Linked DNA regions of Mus musculus: region 1 is linked to region 2. The links are chromatin contacts, found by Hi-C or POLR2A ChIA-PET in ENCODE. All regions are on one chromosome and are shown on one strand. Each heading gives the region's core, a stretch centred on a gene start or an enhancer-like site at or near the end of the contact. The rest is flanking DNA. Distances are from core to core; before and after follow the strand shown.

What was found. A loop is a pair of places that touch in the nucleus more often than their neighbours do. ChIA-PET counts read pairs that join two places held with the same protein, here RNA polymerase II (POLR2A).
Region 1: a loop to region 2 is called in a map of gastrocnemius, with 7 times the contacts of the local background. The contact joins the promoter of 2700081O15Rik here to the promoter of Spindoc in region 2. A Hi-C loop is called at or near these places in 16 of 37 maps with a recorded cell type or tissue (T-helper 17 cell, adrenal gland, gastrocnemius and 3 more). POLR2A ChIA-PET finds 5 or more read pairs at or near these places in 4 of 5 experiments (Patski and embryonic stem cell).

What each region holds. Positions count from the first base shown.
Region 1 is chr19:7,415,191-7,418,880 of GRCm38, forward strand. It overlaps 2700081O15Rik (RIKEN cDNA 2700081O15 gene), which reads left to right and starts at 2,435. Exons shown (of 5, transcript NM_175381.6): 1 at 2,435-2,727. The coding sequence starts at 2,589.
Region 2 is chr19:7,381,138-7,384,718 of GRCm38, forward strand. It overlaps Spindoc (spindlin interactor and repressor of chromatin binding), which reads right to left and starts at 1,889. Exons shown (of 6, transcript NM_001033139.3): 1 at 1,535-1,889. The coding sequence starts at 1,664. 1700105P06Rik (RIKEN cDNA 1700105P06 gene) reads left to right here and starts at 1,866. Exons shown (of 1, transcript NR_045703.1): 1 at 1,866-2,424.

The sequences.
Region 1 (3,690 bases), core at 1,185-3,684, 35 kb after region 2:
TCCTGAGTGCTGGGATTAAAGTCTTGTGCTACCATGCCTGGCTTGGCCCAGTGTTTGTCTTAGAGACTCTGCTTTTCATCTTAAATATTTTATTTTTTATTTATTTTATGTATGAGTACACTGTCGCTGTCTTCAGATACACCAAAGGAGGGTATCTGATTCCATTACAGATGGTTGTGAGCCATCATGAGGTTGCTGGGAATTGCACTCGGGACCTCCTGAAGAGCAGCAGTCAGTGCTCTTTAACCTCTGAGCCATCTCTCCAGCCCCTGCTTTTCATCTTAGCAGCCAGCTCCACGTTCATGGGTTGGCTGTGAGAACTAAAGGATGGATGGAAAATGCTTGTGGAGCTTTGAGGTGAGGACGGGCAACTTAAAAATAGAGACAGGTGGCTGTGACTGCTTTCTTTTGGTAACAAGATTACCTTTTATAAATAATATCAGAAAGGACAGATCCCAAAGTGTTTTGCAGGGCTGGTTCTTATACCTGGAAACTAAACTAGATAAAGCACGAGGCCTTAGGAAGACAGACTTCTTTCACTTAGGTCACTAGTTGCTTTGGACTATTTTATTCCCTTAGAATAGGTTCTTGGATAGAATCTAGTGCTAACACTAATCATCCTGCCTCAGTTTCCAGAGTGCTGGAGTCAGAGCTTCCTGCCACCACATCCAGCCCTTCCTTCCTTCCTTTTTTTTCCCCCTTGCCTATAAAGACCTACCTGCCTGCCAGTGCAGGGGTGAGAGGCGCGCTCCATGACCCCTAGCATCTTTTTAGGTTTTACATGGTAAGATGTAAAGGCCATTTCCTTGTCCTTTTCTTTGTGTTCCTGGGCCTAGCAACCTTCCACTTCGTGGTGCATCCGGCATTCATCCGTCCCATGAGCATGTGGCTCTGCTCAGTCCAAGAGGTGAACTGAAGGGCAGCCAACCGTGGGAGAGCAGTGCTATGGAAAGGGACTTATATTTCCCCAAGGTGAAATCTCTCCCAAGTCATTCCGGAGACTACGTGTGAGTGTGTGTATGTGTGTGTGTGTGATTTCCACCAGTGACTCTTGTCCTCTTGGCATATACACTTCGGAGAATGGTTTCCTGTGGGTCGGGTAATTTAATAGTTTCCTTACTCCCAAGGGGCTGAAACTGTTTCCTTTTTATAAACTGAGGATGTCTAAGTTACCCGCATTAGTAGCAATCTTGTTCACTGCTGCATGTCCAGAGTGTCAGCTCTTGTAGCACATAGTAGGTGTTAAGTGTGAGAATGACTCCATGAATGGTGCCTTCTTTGACTGTGGTGTGCCTCCCCGACAGGGAGGGAATAAAACCCACTTCTAGACCCTCATGGTCTCTGGCATCCTGTAATTTGGATCTCCAGGCCTCTGCTTTGTTGTGGACGACTAACCAAAGGCTAAGGGAGGACCTGTTTCTCCAGCTGGCCCTGGCAGGACCCCAGGTTGCCTCGACCCTACAACCTTTCGAGGTTCCTTCTCCAGGCTTACCGGGAGCCTGAGACCTGAAGGTGTCCCTCGGCCGAAGCCAGAATTCGCCCCAGGGTTTTCCAGCCTAGGGATGCGAATCTCCAGCTGCCCATCACCAGGATCCCAGTCCCTTCTTTGCACCTTCGTCCTGTGCAGGAGCCCGGGGCTGAGCGGAGTGCCTCACCCGGTACCTATAGGCCTGCGGGGGCAGGAGCCTGAATCACCGCCGCAGTCTCCCTCTCTTTCCGGCTTCCAGCCCAGGGCCACCTCTGTTTCGGAACGCCGGCTGGCCAGGCGCAGCGTGCTAGCTCTCTTACACTCCTCTGCGCGCCCCTCTTCCCGGCTTGCGCTTTCGCGGCCGCCGCCCTCACTCTGGCCGGCTCCAGGGAAACCTCGCCCCGCCGCCCCTCCCCGGTAGAAGCCAGAGCTGCCAGCGCTAGCCCCAGGCTCCCGCGGGAGGGGGCGCGGCAGCCCCCACGGCTCCACCCTCTCCGCGGGGCCGCGGCCATCTGGGGCCCCTGCCAGGCGCGTCTGCTTGGGGCCCGCGCCCAGCTCCTGCGGGAGGACGAGGCACCCCGGAGAGGGGAACGGTGCCGCCGCACCGGGCGGTCCCCTGCTAGCGGGCTGCGGAGAGCCGCGCTCGGAGATGCCCCGAGGGGGCGGTGGCTGAAGCGCGTCGCAGCGGACTGGACACGGGCGCCCCTGGTCACCTCGGCGACTCTTTACCAGCCGGAGCTGCAGCTGCGGACGCGGCAGGGCGGACCCACGAGGGCGCTGAGGACCGTGCTCCCCGCGTCCGTAACAAGCGCCCGTTGCGGACTTGCCACCTCCCGCTTTCCCCGCACCAGCCCCCCGCGAGCTGGCAGGAGGAAATTGCGCGCGGCCCCTTTAAATTTACCCAGGAGCCCTTAAAGGAGCCCCAGGGGCCCCAGACAGGAATCCCCACCCCGGTCCAGCCCGCGCTGCCGAGCGAGCAGTCAGCCGTCCGTGCGGCCGGCCGCCCGTGAATGCGCCCCGCGCCCGGGGGCCCCGCGCACCGAGCGCCCCGCGTGCGCCGCCGCTGGCTCCGCGGCCCCGCGCCCCGCCGCCCCGGGGCCCCCGCTCCGCAGCGCAGCGCATGGAGCCCGGCGGGGACCACCGGAGCCGGAGCGGCGGCGGCAGGGGCGGCCCCGGGCCCGCAGTGACCTCGGCACGGGGCCGACGGCTGCCGCCCACCGCAGCGAGCGGCGGCACGGAGCCCGAGGAGGACGACGGCGGTAAGATCTGGGGCCGACGACCGGGGGTGGGGGGCCCCGGCGTGGGGGAGGGGAGGGCTGCGGCTCCGGGCCCCTCTCGGCCGCCGAACAAAGCGGGGGACGAGCGCAGGGCGGCTCGGGGCGCCACCTGGTGGGCGCAGAGAGCAGCTACAAGGCCCGCGGGGCGCTCCCTGCCCGTGGCGGGGTCTGCCCGCCGGGCTGGGGCGGATCCCTGCTCCTTAAAGGGCCCCGCGTTGCTCGTTTTTTGGGGGGGGGGGCAGCGACGTGGGAGTCGAGGTGCTGGAACTTGCGGCTCCCGCCCTTTCTCTTTCACACTCCCAGGTGGTCTGTCTTTTAAAGGCTTCCCAGTCCCTCTGTCCCTTTCTGAGGCTTTCCCCAGAGTAGCATAGCTCGGGATTCCGCTGTTCTCGGTTATGCCATCCCTTTCTGCGTGGCCTTGCTGGAGACGTGAACTCTTCCCTTCACGGTTACGCTACGAGAAACAAAGCGCAGCCTGCGTCCTGGGGGCCCCCGTCTGTCATACCCCACGTCGGGAAGGTCTTAGTGAGGGATGGGTTCGCACACGAAGGTGGATGCCCCACCCGTGCGTTGTCGCGTTTCAGAATCGATTTTGGCCCCAGTTTGTCAGCTGTACCAAGACCTGCCGGCCCTAGTTGGCCCTTAAAACCAACTGCTTTTTTTTGTCTCCCTTCTGTAAGGTTCATTGCCTTTAGATCAGCGGAGGTTCCATCCGTACTAGGGAGAGTGCTCTCTACTCTTTGAGCTCCTCTCCCTATAAGCCCCCGCCCCCCACCCCCCCTTTTTATTTTTTTGAAAAAAATCTCAGCTCCTCCTTTTTCTTTCTTTCTTTCTTTTATTTTTTTCTTCTTTCTGCTCTTAAAGGGCCAGTCTGCCTTAGATTTAACAGTGGTCCTGCACTGGAAAGATGCTTAGTAGGATGCTAGCTATTCAGTCAGTGCATTT
Region 2 (3,581 bases), core at 639-3,138:
TTAGAACCTTGAGCTAAGCCAAGAGGCTTCTAAAATCTTTCCACTTGGTCTTCTAAGCTCTCTTTCATTCTTACTAGAGATACTTTTCCTAACAAGAGAAACAAATTCTAACTAGCCTCTCATTTCTCTTTATCCCCATTCTGTAGTCTCTAAACGAACTGATTACTGGGCAGGGAGAAGACTGGGCTAGTAAGAGCTCTTACTGCCAACCCTGATGAACCAAATTCAATGCCACAGTGCTGTGAGAACTGACTCCCAAGAGTTGCCCAGATCTCTTCATACTTGACGCAACTGACAAACAGACACAGGCACAGACACACACAACAAAGAGAACTCACTGCCACCTAACATACTATTCGATATTTACCTGCTGGCTACCACTGGATGCACACTTAAGAGCAGGGTTTCACTTACCCTGGTCCCTACTGTTTACCATTCTCAGCTCTGCCTGAAGCTATATGCTTGGCATATAGCTGCCCACTAAAGCTGAAGAATGAACCTCTGTAGATGTCTACTTCCCTCTCACAGTGATGAAGCCATCTTGGTTAAGCACTCTATAAACCAGCACAAGTAAAAAATAACCTGTGTGATGCACCAAACAGTGAGAGGAATGTGCCCCACCCCCCAATTTCCTAACCTTCCCTCCCATCTCCAAAAATGAGTTAAAGAAACACAATGACCAATTTGGTTCTCAATCTATTCTGGGTACTGTCATGCTTAAGGGAAACAGGTATTCCACCCTAAGGAAATATTTGCATTTTTCATGACTAATTATCTTCCACAAAGGTAGCTCTTTGTTTTCTCCTTTGGACCAGAGAGGCTGGGGAAGGAGGACGGGAAGGGAGAGCAATGTATTCCCAGATTGTCCCTCAAACACCTCCTTTGGTGACTAATCTCCATGTAGATGACATGGCTTGTTACCCACCCCCAAGCAAGTCCCGCTTTTCTCAAACGGGGTGCTACTAGCAATTCCATTCAAATGCCGGGTTTTAGACTTGACACCTGTGGCTCCTGAAACAGAAGGCCTAGAGGATTGAGGACGGGTGGAGGCTTCTACTTACTGGGTTATTTCCCCTCTCTGGAGGTCGCCAGCCGCGCCAGCCTTCACCTCCGTTATCACTACGGGGGACTAGCCTGGGGCCTAGAGGCCTGGTCGCCCCTCGGCCTAAGAAACAGACCGGAACCGGGAGACAACAGCCGGGCACAAACCACTGTACTGGGAATCCGGCCTCTACTCTGGGCCCGAGGGGGCGCAGGGAACCGGAAGACCTGAACCGCTCCTTCGGTGTGGATGGAAGTCTCTAGACCCTGAGCGGGGGAGGGGCGGCGGAGGAAGGGGGGCTCCGAGAGGCCTGGGATTCCAAACCCGGTGGGGGAGGAGCGAGGGCGCCGTAGCCGCGGACCGGACAGGGAAGGGCCCTCTGGGGCTGCAGATGCCGGCCCAGGGAAGCGCCTGGGGACCGGGAACCGGGGACCGGGACCTGGAGATCTAGTCCCGGACCACCAAGCGGAAGTGAGGTGTCCCCCCCCTCACCTCGGAGCATCGGCTCGGGCCGCGGGATCACGGCCACCACCACGGCCTCGTCGTCATCATCCCCTTCCTCACACTTGAGCGTCACCTCGAAGCAATCCAGAGCCGCGGCGCCCTTGGCTTTCAGGGCCATGGCGAGGCGAAGAAGGGCGACCGGATAGCCGAGGACGTTCGCACAGACCTCGGCGCACCGCCTGTGGCGGCCGCCTCCTGCCCCGGACCACCCCGGGCCCGCGGCTCGCCTAGCTCACCCGCCGCTCGCCCGGCCGCCCCGCCAGCCACGGGCTTCAACGCGTCACGACCCCGGGCGGGGAGGGTTCGATCCGGGGCCCCCAACCCCGCCGCTCCCTTTTATGGAGGCTCATTGTCAGCGTCCGTCCGGCAGTCCCGCCTCCAGACCAGGCTGGCCAATCACGTGAGGACACGCCCCCTAGCCCCGCCCCAGCCACAGGTCTGGGCCAGAACCCTGTGCAGCGCGTTTGTCTCTGGCCGGTTTGCTCGGCGGCGAAGCCTGGAGTTTTCCTGGGAGCGGCGCCGGCAGCCTTGGAGACCCGGTAGGGCATCCCCACCAATGGCTGGAGGAAAGGGCTGCTCGGCATCTTACTTCTTGGCTTTCCCCTGACTAGCTGCCTGCCTGGGAGGCAACACAGACGAGAAAAGACCGGTGGGGATGTGTGAAGGATACATAGGCTCAGAAGTGTGGAGACATCTCTTCTAATTTCTTTGGGCCTCGTTCCTTTCTACTAGCACATACGCTTTAGGGAAAGAAAAATCACTTTGGATCCTCCTAAACAAAGATTCTAGAAGATGAAGAGGACAAGAGTGGCGTGTGGGCGTGTGTAAACCGCTTCCGATGGATATAATTTACGTTAAAAACAAAACAAAACAAAAAACGTGAGTCCAGAGAGTGTGGCCTTTTCCCAGGACACAGCAAATCCCCTGAGAGCCTCCAAGACCGGGATCCGGTTGCTATGGCGCTGCTGCCTGGCATTCGTGCCTGAGTGAAGACTGTCACAATGGGCACTTACACTTCTGCATAACATCCCCTCCCCACACACATACACACACCAGACACGCTAGATTTCAGCTGAGAAACGGCAAAAATGTCTGGCACTCAAAATTCTGATTTTAAGTGCTACCAACAGTAATTATCAGCCCAGAAACAGTAATTGTGGATGATGTAGGAGGCTAGGGGACAGAAGAGAAACAGTTCACTTACCGTATATTGTGTGTGTGTGTGTGTGTGTGTGTGTGTGTGTGTGTGTGTGTGTTTGTGTGTGCGCGCGCGCCCTGGGCATACCCACCCCCCCCCCATCCACTGCATAACCAGCTTTTATTTTGTTGAGATAAGGACTCACTTTCATGTCAGTCTGACCTGGAATCTGTGTAACCCTGCTTGCCCCAAACCTTTTCCTCCTCCCTCCATTCCCCTGGCACAAGGATTAAAGGTCTGAGCTGACACCACATACAGCAGCCACAATAGAAAGAACTGAGGAAATTTCTATTACTTTGAAATGTACCCAGTACTAAAAAGATACTCCAAATCAAGCAATTTCCTAGGCCTGGATAGTTCTTACCTAAAGGCTGTTCTTTGCTTTTTGCCCAATGCCTCTGGGTAGGTAGTCTGTTCTGTTTTTGCAGTGGGCTGGCTACAGGACTCAAGCTTCCGGGAGATTGTGACTAAGGCCTGAAAGGCAAGAAAAAGAAAAGCCTGTTATTTCCCTCCCTCTGTCCCTCCTGAGTTCTAACTCCTCCTGAGCAGGTGAGGCTGTGTCTCCAGTGTCTTTGTGAGTCCTTGGTTTGTGTCACTTCCCTGTTGGGCTTCCAGCCCTTCTGTCACCCTGTCACTTGGGTCACCCTGTGGTTCCTATTTCTTGTTTGATTCCAAAGCGATGGGTAGCCCTAGTATTGCACCAGATTCTTATTTAATTATATATATTTGTTTTCTTATGGGTTGTGCACCAGAGTACTTGTCTGAAGGCTAGAGCAACAGCTTCGGGGAGCTGGTTCTCGTCTTTGTGTGGGCTCTGGGGATTGTACACTGGTTTGT